Regions from separate parts of the Homo sapiens genome. Here region 1 is linked to region 2. Evidence: read pairs that join two places in POLR2A ChIA-PET (ENCODE). Cell type or tissue: MCF 10A. All regions are shown on one strand. Links, peaks and the distances in the headings refer to the core of each region. The heading gives the core; the rest is flanking DNA.

What was found. ChIA-PET counts read pairs that join two places held together with the same protein. Peaks named below come from ENCODE experiments on the same cell type or tissue, not always from the same donor. Only the 100,000 strongest peaks of a DNase experiment are listed, where the experiment ranks them.
Region 1: POLR2A ChIA-PET joins it to region 2 with 6 read pairs; 2 of 35 experiments call an interaction of 5 or more read pairs at or near these places.

What each region holds. Positions count from the first base shown.
Region 1 is chr14:64,642,378-64,647,753 of GRCh38, reverse strand. No RefSeq gene overlaps it. Among named protein-coding and RNA genes, the nearest start is that of PLEKHG3, 59 kb to the left of the region's middle. In MCF 10A, for the core only: no CTCF peak of the experiment used is centred there; DNase peaks (open chromatin) are centred at 1,463 and 2,303.
Region 2 is chr14:64,718,190-64,723,565 of GRCh38, reverse strand. All of the region lies in intron 1 of PLEKHG3 (pleckstrin homology and RhoGEF domain containing G3), which reads right to left. Among named protein-coding and RNA genes, the nearest start is that of PLEKHG3, 16 kb to the right of the region's middle. RefSeq lists an enhancer at 4,615-5,376. In MCF 10A, for the core only: no CTCF peak of the experiment used is centred there; DNase peaks (open chromatin) are centred at 475 and 3,175.

The DNA.
Region 1 (5,376 bases), core at 177-5,176, 76 kb after region 2:
TTAGGTTAAATAACATTTTATTCTTTCTGGACCAGTTTACATTACACGAGCCTTAGAAGTCACTATAATTGATACTCTCCTCCACATCCTGAAGGGGCAATGCTCAGTCTGATTCGATTGACTTCTCATTCTACATCTTTCCACCCATCTCCCTTGGAAAGGGCAATGGGGCCTTTCCCACTTCACCTCATGTGGCCCAGACACTTAAAAATGCACTGCAGTTGGCCGGGCACGGTGGCTCACACCTGTAATCCCAGCACTTTGGGAGGCCGAGGCGAGCAGATCACGAGGTCAGGAGATCGAGACCATCCTGGCTAACACAGTAAAACCCTGTCTCTACTAAAAATACAAAAAAAATTTGCCGGGCGTGTTGGCAGGAGCCTGTAGTCCCAGCTACTTGGGAGGCTGAGGCAGGAGAATGGTGTGAACCCAGGAGGCAGAGCTTGCAGTGAGTGGAGATAGCACCACTACACTCCAGCCTGGGCGACAGAGCAAGACTCCATCCCAAAAAAAAAAAAAAAAAAAGCACTGCGGTCGAGATAAATGATGCAGTGAGGATTCAACCAGCCATATCCAGCATGTGGGGATTGCAGAGGACAAACGACCTGGTTTCTTTAACACATAAATGTAATTGAAAGAAGGCAAGGGGGTAAGGGAGAAATGACAACGGATTAAGAAATACTTAAGAGATATATCAACCAAATGCAATGTGAGAACTTTATTTAGATCAGGATGTAAAAAAAATAACTGTAAAAAGATATTTTTAAAGATATTGGGGGGCGCTGGGCGTGGTGGCTCACGCCTGTAATCCCAGCACTTTGGGAGACCGAGACGAGAGGACCACTTCAGCCCAGGAGTTCAAGACTAACCTGGGCAACATAGCGAGACCCTGTTTCTATTTAAAAAAAAAAAAAACACAAGATATTAGGGTAATTTGCAACACAGATTATAAATGAGATGAGGTGATGGAATTACTAATTTTGTTAGGCATGGTCATTTCATTATTGGTATGGTAGTTATAAAGTTCTTACCTGCTAGAGATGGAAACTTGAAGCCAGATGAAATAATATGATGTCTAGTATTTGCTTTAGGACTCTAAGCCTAGTGCAGTGGCTCACACCTGTAATCATGGCACTTTGGGAGGCTGAGGTGGGAGGATCGCTTGAGCCCAGGAATTGAAGACCAGCCTCAGCAATATAGCAAGACTCTGACTCTACTACTACTACTACTACTAATAATAATAATAAAAATTAGCCAGGTGTGGTGGTGCACACCTATGGTCCCAGCAATGACTCTAGTGTAGGGGCCAGCAAATTTTTTCTGTAAAGGACCGGATAGCAAATATTTTAGCTTTTGAGGGCCATATGGTCTCTATCATGACTGCTCAGCCTTGCTGTTGTGTTGCAAAAGCAGCTATGGAAAATACATAAGTGAATGGCATGGCCGTGTTGCAATAAAACTTTGTTTACAAGAACAGGAGGCAGGCTGGATTTGGCCCATGGGATTGTCATTTACCAATCCCAGCTCTACCGCAAAAAAAAAGGAGGGGGCAGATAGGTGAAAAAGATGTACAAAATGTCGATATTTGTTGAAGCCGGATGACTTAATACATGGTAGTTCATTTCACTATCTTCTCTATTTTTGTATGTTTGAATATTTCCGTACCTAAAAAATATTCAAATGCATGGAAGAGATCTTTTTGCAGAAAAAGGCCTTTCACCTCCCTCCTTCTCTCTTTATCTCCCCCACTTCTTTTACCTTTGCCTGTCATTTTCTCAGGGCTGTTTCAGATGCCCACTGGCACACACACTTGCACTTCAATGTATTTTCAAAATCAGAGTGAATGTCCTAGGCAGCCCCACTGCTGAGGAATGCCACAGAATTCTGCAGCAAACCCTTAGGATGGGGTCGCAGATGGTTTCCCAAGAGACTCCCAGGCCATTTCCTCTCCGAGTTTTATACCCTTGTAAACACTTTTCCTAAAATGGAGTTTCCAGTCCTGGGGGCTGAAGCAAACCGCCCTCAGGGAAGCACTGTTGTTTTCTTCTTTCTCAGCAGGAAACAGGAATGTCCTGGGGAGTGTTAGAAATTTACCAGACGGCTCTGGTGAAGGGCTGGGAACTTCAGCTGGAATTTGGAATATGGTCAGCATCTGGGAGTTCAAAGGAAAAAATGTGAAGCTATTCATCAGACTCCATAAATTCTCTTAAAAGTAGATCATTATAAAATAAAGAGGAGACACTAGGTCATGTTGTCAGGTTAAAGGAATTACGCACATCTCCCATGAAACTGCCCTGAATGCGTAGGCGGAGCACATATGTCATTTCAAATTGTGGGTGGCAGCTCTACTAAGGAAAGAACAGCCTTTAACCCTTCTTTTCCAAGATCCTTCAGGGCATGACGGGGCCTCTGCAAAAGCTGGCCCTACCCTGTCTTCCCCGTGCAGGAACTGGGTGCTCTCTACCTGTCCTTAGCATGTGCCTCTGCCCCCGCCTGGCAGTGGTACAGGAAAGGGGACCCAATCCAGACCCCAAGAGAGGGTTCTTGGATCTCACACAAGAAAGAATTCAGGGCAAGTCCATAGAGTAAAGTGAAGCAAGTTTATTAGGAAAGTAAAGGAACAAAAGAATGGCTACTTCATGGACAGAGCAGCCCCGAGGGCTGCTGGTTGCCCATTTTTTGTGTTTATTTCTTGATTACATGCTAAACAAGGGGTGGATTATTCACGCCTCCCTTTTTAGACCATATAGGATAACTTCCTGTCATTGCCATGGCATTTGTAAACCATCATGGCGCTGGTGGGAGTGTAGCAGTGAGGATGACCAGAGGCCAGTCTCGTGGCCATCTTGGTTCTGGTGAGATTTAGCCGGCTTCTTTACTGCAACCTGTTTTATCAGCAAGGTCTTCATGACCTGTGTCTTGTGCCGACCTCCTATCTCATCCTGTGACTAGAATGCCTAACCTTCTGGGAATGCAGCCTAGTAGGTTTCAGCCTTATTTTACCCAGCCCCTATTCAAGATGGAGTTGTTCTCGTTCGCATGCCTCTGACAGTAGGATCTTGCTCTCTCTAGTCACTTATCTAAGCTCAGCGTTCCATCTGAGTTCTAGCTCTTGTTGAAGGTAAGAGACCTTTCCTGTCCATGCCAGCTCCTGGTAGGCTCTCTTCTCATGAGCTTCTCCAGCACATTCTGATGGTACCATCTGTTATCACATAATGTGTTTTGCCCTATTTACCACCTAGGAGAATGAATGCTGGCTGCTGTAACAGATGATCCAAATTCTCAGTCGATTAACACAATAAAAGTTATTTTCACTCGTCACAATACAAGGTGACTGTTCCTGGCCAGGTAAGCCTCCCACATAGTCATTCAGGGTCCCCCAAGCTCTCTCTACTTTGTGGCTCCATCCTTTTCTAGGTCCTTGGAGTCTTGGCCGTTTAGTTGGCAGATGAAAAAAGACAGCATGAGGAAGGTACACTCATTTCTTTCGTAAAACACTTTGGGAGATTCATCCATACTGTGACGTGAAGCAACAGTTCATTCTCTTTCATTGCTGTATAATATTCCATTGCATGAACATACCATGATTTATTCATTCATTCTACTACTAATGGGCATTAGGTTGTTTTCCGTTTTAAGCTATTATCAATAAAGCTATTATGAATGTGTCTTTTGGTGCACGTACGTGTACATTTCTGTTGGGCATGTACCTAGAAGTAGAATTCCTGGGTCATAGGGCATACATATGCAAAGATTTGGTATATGTTGGCAAATAGTTTTCCAAAGTGATTAGACAAATCCACATGCCCGTCAGCATTGCATGAGACTTCCAGTTGCTCCACCTCCTTGCTGACACTTGGTATTGTCTCTTTTTCATTTAGCTATGCTGGTATGGCTGCAGTGATGTCTCCTTGTGGTTTTAACTTGCATTTTCCTAATGACTAATGTTATTGAGGACTCTTTTAATAGGTTCATTAGCCATTTTGATATTCTGTTTTGGGAATTTCCTGTCCAAGGCTTTGGCCTACTTTTCTATTGGGAAGTCTGTTCTTTTCTTATTGGTTTGAAGAAGTTATTTATATATTCTGGATATGAATTCTTTGTCAAGTATATGTATTGCAGATATACTCTCATACTCTGGAGCTTTCCTTTTCACTCTCTACATGGTATTCTTGATAAACAGAAGTTTTGAACGTTAACAAAATTATGAAATGTCAATCTTTTCTTTTATGGTTAGTATTTTTTTGTGAACCATTCAAGAAATCTTTGTCTACCTCAAGGTCATGAAGATATTCTATGTTATCTTTTAGAAGCTTTATTATTTTGCCTTTCACATGTAGGTCTATGATTTATCTGTAATTTATTTTTGCGTTTGATATGATGTAGAGATCAAGGTTTGTTTTTTCCTGGTTGAATAACACCATTCTTCCTCCCACTTCATTGCAGTGGGAACTTTGTTGCAAATTAGGTGACTGTTTATGTGTGGGTCCATTTGGGGACTCTATTTTATTATATTGGTCTATTTGTTTATGCTCTCTCTGCTATCATGCACTTTTAGTTATGGTAGCTTAAAAATCAGTGCTTTATATCTTCTATCTTTGTTCTTCCTCAAGATTGTCTTTGCTGTGCTTAGCACTTTGCATTTCAAAATTTGCTTATCAGTTTTTACATGTACACATATAAGTCTGCTGGGATTTTGATTGGAATTGAATTGAATCTATAAATAAATTTGGGGAAGTTAACAGCTTTATAATATTCTTTCAATCCATGGACATAGTAGTATATGCCTCTTTTTTTGTAGTTTTTGGTATAGAAGTCTTACATATCTTTTGTTGTTTATTCCTAGCTAGTGTTTTTTGATGTTATTGACAAGGGAACTATTTTTGCAATTTCACTTTCCAAAGACATACAATTGACTTTTCTATACTGACCTGTCTGGTTATCTTGACACATTAATTTCTTAACCATTTTGACCACTCCCACTCACAGTTCATTAGCCAGAATGAACTGGCTACATCTAAATGCAAGGGAGGCTGGGACAGTGAGCCTACCTGAGTACCTAGGAAGAAACGGAAAGGAATTTCAGTGAACATAGAAGATGCTTCTACACTCTATGTTGAGATTTGAACATCCATGGGTTTACCCTGTGACCTCATTATGCTGCAAGGAGTTATAAAGCTTTATAAAGCTCTCCAGGAACTTAAACCAAGTGTTCAGCCAATTTATAACTTGAGGAGTCCTTTAGAATACTTTAATTTGAAAAAGATTGCATTAAAAGTTAAACTCTTATAAACTGTGGTACATCCATTTGATGGAATATGATTCAGCACTAAGAAGAAATGATCTATCAAGCCATGAAGACATGGAGGAAACTTA
Region 2 (5,376 bases), core at 290-5,289:
TCGCGCCACTGTACTCCAGCCTGGGTGACAGCATGAGACTCCATCTCAAAAAAAAAGAAAAAAGAAAACTCTTTCTCAAGTCCTATACTTGTGAAACCTTCTTTGAGCAGGTCCCCAAAGACTTTTCTCTTTTTTTGAGGCAGGGTCTCCCTCTGTCACCCAGGCTGGAGTGCAGTGGTGCAATCACAGCTCATTGCAGCCTCGACCTCAAGCGATCCTCCTGCCTCAGCCTCCTAAAGTGCTGGGATTAACAGGTGTGAGCCACCACACCCAGCCAGGCTTTCTTTTTGATGGGCCTAAGCAGCAGCTCAGACATACACCTTTAAGGATCCAGGGGCAGAAGAGGGGGAGAGAGGGAGGTTTCTTTTCTTTTTCTTTAAATTTAAGCCTAAACCACACCACACCCTTCCTCCACCCACACCTACCCTCTGGAGGAGCTTCCCTGAATATTGCAGGTGCAGAGGCAGGCAGGCTACAGCAGGCCCCTGGATTCCGAGCACAGCAGACTGGGGCCACATCCTTCCCCTCCCCACTACGCCTCAGCACCATGCCCCATTCTGACCCAACAGGAAAGAAAAAAGGCACACCCTCATAACCCACAACAGCCTCAGTGTTCTGTCCTCAGGTCTCCTGTCACTGAGGCAATGGGACCCTGCTCCTCCCCTATCCCACAGGATTACGGGGAGCCTTCTGGAACTCTGTGTCTCTGGTCTTGGGGAATGCCCAGGAGTCAGCCCACTCCCACTGGCTCTCCCTCCCAGGCCAGTGAGTTGAGGACAAGGCAGGAGAGGGGAAGAGGACACTTGGGGGTGAACCCTCTGGTGGGCACACCAGACTCCCCAGAAAACATTCTGGTTCAGAGGCTGATGTCGTCATTTCATCCACTGCCCTTCACCCCACACTCAAGAATGAGAAGCCACACCGCACCACAGCTGCTTTGGAGCCAGGCAGAAAACGAGCAAGGAGGGTCCCCATGGGGCAGCTGCTCCAAAGGCCCCAGCTGGGGAGGAATCCACACGGCACCTGCACACAGGGAAAGTCCTCGTGGCCAGGCGCAGTGGCTCACGCCTGTAATCCCAGCACTTTGGGAGGCCGAGGTGGGCGGATCACCTTTGGTCAGGAGTTTGAGAGGAGTTTGAGACCAGCCTGACCAATATGAGGAAACCCCATCTCTACTAAAAATACAAAAATTAGCCGGGTGTGGTGGCATGCACCTGTAATCCCAGCTACTCGCGAGGCTGAGGCAGGAGAATTGCTTGAACCCAGGAGGTTGCAGTGAGCTGAGATCGCACCACTGCACTCCAGCCTAGGCAATGAGAGCGAAACTCCATCTCAAAAACAAAAAAAGAAAGGAAGAAAGAAAGTCCTCACTCAGGAACGGCGATGGCGCAGCCCTCCTGTGTGGCCTTCATCCCTCAACTACATCATCTGCTAAACATTCCAAGGGCTCTCAAAGCCAGGGTGGCCCAGCGGCTTTTGTCCTTCCCCCAAACAATCCCCAAGACGGCACTTTCGGAATCCCTTCAAAAAGGGTGCCAGAAGGAAGCAATAGAGAAAAGCTATAACTTTTCCAGAAAAAACAGTGTGGGAGCAATGTGAACTTCCAGAGAGAGATCTCTCTCAACTAAGATCTCAACTAAGATGGTGAAATCCCTCGGCTGTGCTCTTACCCACAGCTCGGCACCACTCTGGGCCACCCGGCTCCCAAACTGTCCCCAGAGGCCCAGCTCTTGCCTGTGTGTTCCCACTGCTCCCTGCACCCTAGGGGCTCTCCTGGGGGAGGGGAGGACCCCCTCCTAGGGGACCCTTGCCCCCTTTCCCAGCAGTTTCCTCACTCTGACCCCTCCCATCCCTCCTGGAGATTCAGCAGCCCTGAGCACCGTAATAAAGCGCGAGAGAAGGCTCCCCGGGGAGTGACTTTGTGTGCATGTGAGCAACGTGACTGCCTGCAGAGGCTGTGCCAACAGTGTGACCAAGGTTTCTGGGCCACCCAAACCCAGCCCAGCTGGTTCAAATTCATTTTCCCTCAGGAATGCATTTTCCCACCACCTAAGAGCAGCAGGGCCCATGTAGTCTGGCTGGGTCCCTTGCAGCAGGACCACAGCTGCCAGGAAGGAAAAGGATTGTGTTGCCAGGGGAGCCCTCCCACATGGACTCCAGGAGAAAGCCTGGGCCTGCAACTGAAGTCCAGAAAGTTCCCTCGGCCTGACCTTGGAAGGAAAGGAAAGCCAGGCACCTAGCTCAGAGGGAGGGCTGTTCATCTACACCCCCCTGTCCCCACCTACCCAACATGTGCCCATGTTGTCTCCCAAACCTGGAATGTGTCCCCAGACCCTCTGCCTATACACATTTAGCAATCATCTCCTTCAGAGAAAGGCCTCCTCAACCATTTCCCAACATACACACTAGTGTAAGCTGAATAATGCCCCCACCCAAGGATATCTACAGCCTGACCCTCAACCTATGAATGTCACCTTATATGGCAAAAGGGACACATAGAAGGCAGATGTGATCAAATCAAGGATTTTAAGATGGAAGATTATCCTGGATTAGCCCGGTGGGCCTGATGTGATCATAAGGCTCCTCGTAAGAGGAATCCGGCAGGAGTCAGAGTCAGACAGAAGTTTGACAATAAAAGCAGAGGGACAGAGAGAAGGGAACTGGAAGATGCTACACTGCTGGCTTTGAAGATGGAGGAAGGGGCCACAAGCCAAGGATACAGGCAGCCTGGGAAGCTAGGAAGAGCAAGGAAACAAATTCTGCCCTGGATCCTGCAGAAGGAACCCAGCCATGCAAACCCAGTCTGACTTCTTACCTCCAGAACTTTAAGACAACAAATGTGTGTTGATTTAAGCCACTAAGATTGCAGAATTTGTTACAGTGGCAATAGGGAAGTAATATACTCCTCTGAACTCGAAACACCCTATCACTTAAAGCATTGGTCTTGGGGCTTGATATGTACATGCATCTCTTCTGGACAATACAGTAAAACCCAGTGGGCTGGGCCTTCTTTCCCATACCTTCCCTTCAGCCCCAGAGAGCAAGGCACATTAGGTGTTCAATAAATGCCTGCTGGAAGGACTCTGAGATGGCGCCGGGATGAGCTCACCACTCACACAGTCAAGAGAAAGGTAAACAGTGGGTGAGGTCAAGACCAAAGCCAGTTCCTCCTAGCCTAATGAGTCTCCACATTAGTCACTGCCAGCAAGTTTCCGATCAACCAAGAAGCGCCAGGATTGATGACTGCTCATTCACCCCGGTAGTCCCATCCTACTTGGCCCCAGACAGGGAGCTAGAGCACGGCATAGCTGCCCCGCTGGGCTACATACTAGGTGACCAGCCACAAGAGACTGGGAGGAAGGGGAAAGTAGCCAAGTTTAGAAAAGGGGCTGTGATGATCTGGTCTCCCTGCAAATGTCCCAGGAAAAGCAATCTGCCAGGAAGTTTCATGTAAACATATGCTAAAGCCAAATGGGGGCAAGTATTGTTTATTATAAATTGCTCTTGTTCACAGCCAGTGTAGAGGTAACTTGGCTGCCAGCACAACTTGTCACTATGCAATGTGCCCCAAAACCGGAAGAGCCAAAGAAAGCCCTAAAAGGTGTTACTAGAAATTACCCCCTGGAAATCACAGACAGATCCAAAGTTCCCAGAGGCCCCACCTCTCTCATCTTGAGGTCAAAAAGGTTCACAGGACCGCTGCTACTTACCAGCAAAGTTCAAGAACCCAGCCCTGCAAATTCGCCATCTTTCCGGCCTCATCCCCATTTCAGGGGCTGCTTGTTTTGAGGCCTCTAGGCTGGAGCGGGGTGGGTGGGTAGGAGGAAGCTGCATTTTACTACTGCCTCAGGTTCAAAGGCACTGGAGAATCTCGGTGGGAACCAAGTGGGTGTGGAGGGGCCCCCACTGGGTCCCTCTGCTTCCTCGGCAGAAAAGAGAATATGCACAGATGCAGTAGAGCCCACAGAGGTCAAATGCAGTAAACTCATCCACAGGCTGTGGAGTCAGGCAGACCCCATTTGACTTCCAGGCCCTCCACTTTTCCTGGCTGTATGTGGCCTTGGGCAAGTCACTTCACCTCACCAAGCATCAAGTTCCTCATGAGGAAAATAGGCACAGTAATACTGCCAACCTGACTGGGTTGTCTCCAAGGTTGAGATGACACAAGTAAGTAACCCGTACATCTGACACACAGTAAGCCCACCGAGAATGGTGGTGGTGGTGATGATGATAACGGATAAATCACTTATTTGTTCTGCAAGCATCAAGACAATGAGATTTTTCTGCCTTGTACCTACCATGTTTGACCCACATCTCAAATTAATAATAATGATACAAGTTAAACTTGGTGAACCAGCATGACCTAACCTTCCCCCACCACCCGTGTGTTTATCCATCTTCTATGATCTCAACATCCATATAGACCATGATCTTCTAAGGGCAGACACACAGCAGTTCAGCTGGAAAGGAAAAGTAGTCTGACACCCATACCCAACAGGAGGTCAAGCCAAGAAATGAAGTATTAAGTGAGTCCGAATCCCGCAGCTATAGCAGATCCCAGAGGCGCATTCCTCTGGGATCCACACGGAGAGACGGCATGTACTACTGGGAGCTGGAGAGAAACAGGGCCAGGGGGCACCGCAGGCCTGAGCAAGAGCAGAAGTTAAGGCAACTTGAGAGAGCAAAAGCACAAGTGATTAACAAAAACCATCCTTGACACTGGTCCGTGGGTTTTAAACCCATCTGCAGGGTAGACATCTGGGAGGGCCAGGGCATAAGACAAAACAGCAAGGTACTGGGAAAGGCTCTAGTGCGGACCCATTCCTAAGTCACGAGGAATATCAAAAAAAGGAAAAGCAGAAGAATGTGTATGAAAGAGCCCAGGGACTACAGCCAGCACTCCTCCAAACTACCCTGGCTCTGCCTAGCCACTGTATGATCAGGAGCAAGTCAGCGGGCTCTTTGTGCCTCAATCTCTCTCTGATTTGAAGATAACCCTAGTAATCTTCCAACCTAAGCTGTTTACCAAGCACCTACTGTGCACAAAGACATCATGGCAGCCCTGCAGTTAGGACAAGTCACACACAGACTCCACTCTTCAGAGCTTATATGCTATAAGGCAAAACAAGACAAGGCATCTGTAAGAAAAGGAGGGAGAGAATCCAGGCATGAGCAGTATGGGAGTTCAAGACTGCCTCCAGTTTGGGAATTCATTCAACACTCCTGAACATGAATGCCAGGGCCTGGGGATATGACATGAAAAAGACATTGTCCCTGTCTTTGAAGAACTTGAACTTCAGAAGGAAAAATGGCCATATAAACAGAGTATTCACAAAACAATGCCTTGAGTCCTAGTACAAAAGCATGAATAAATAA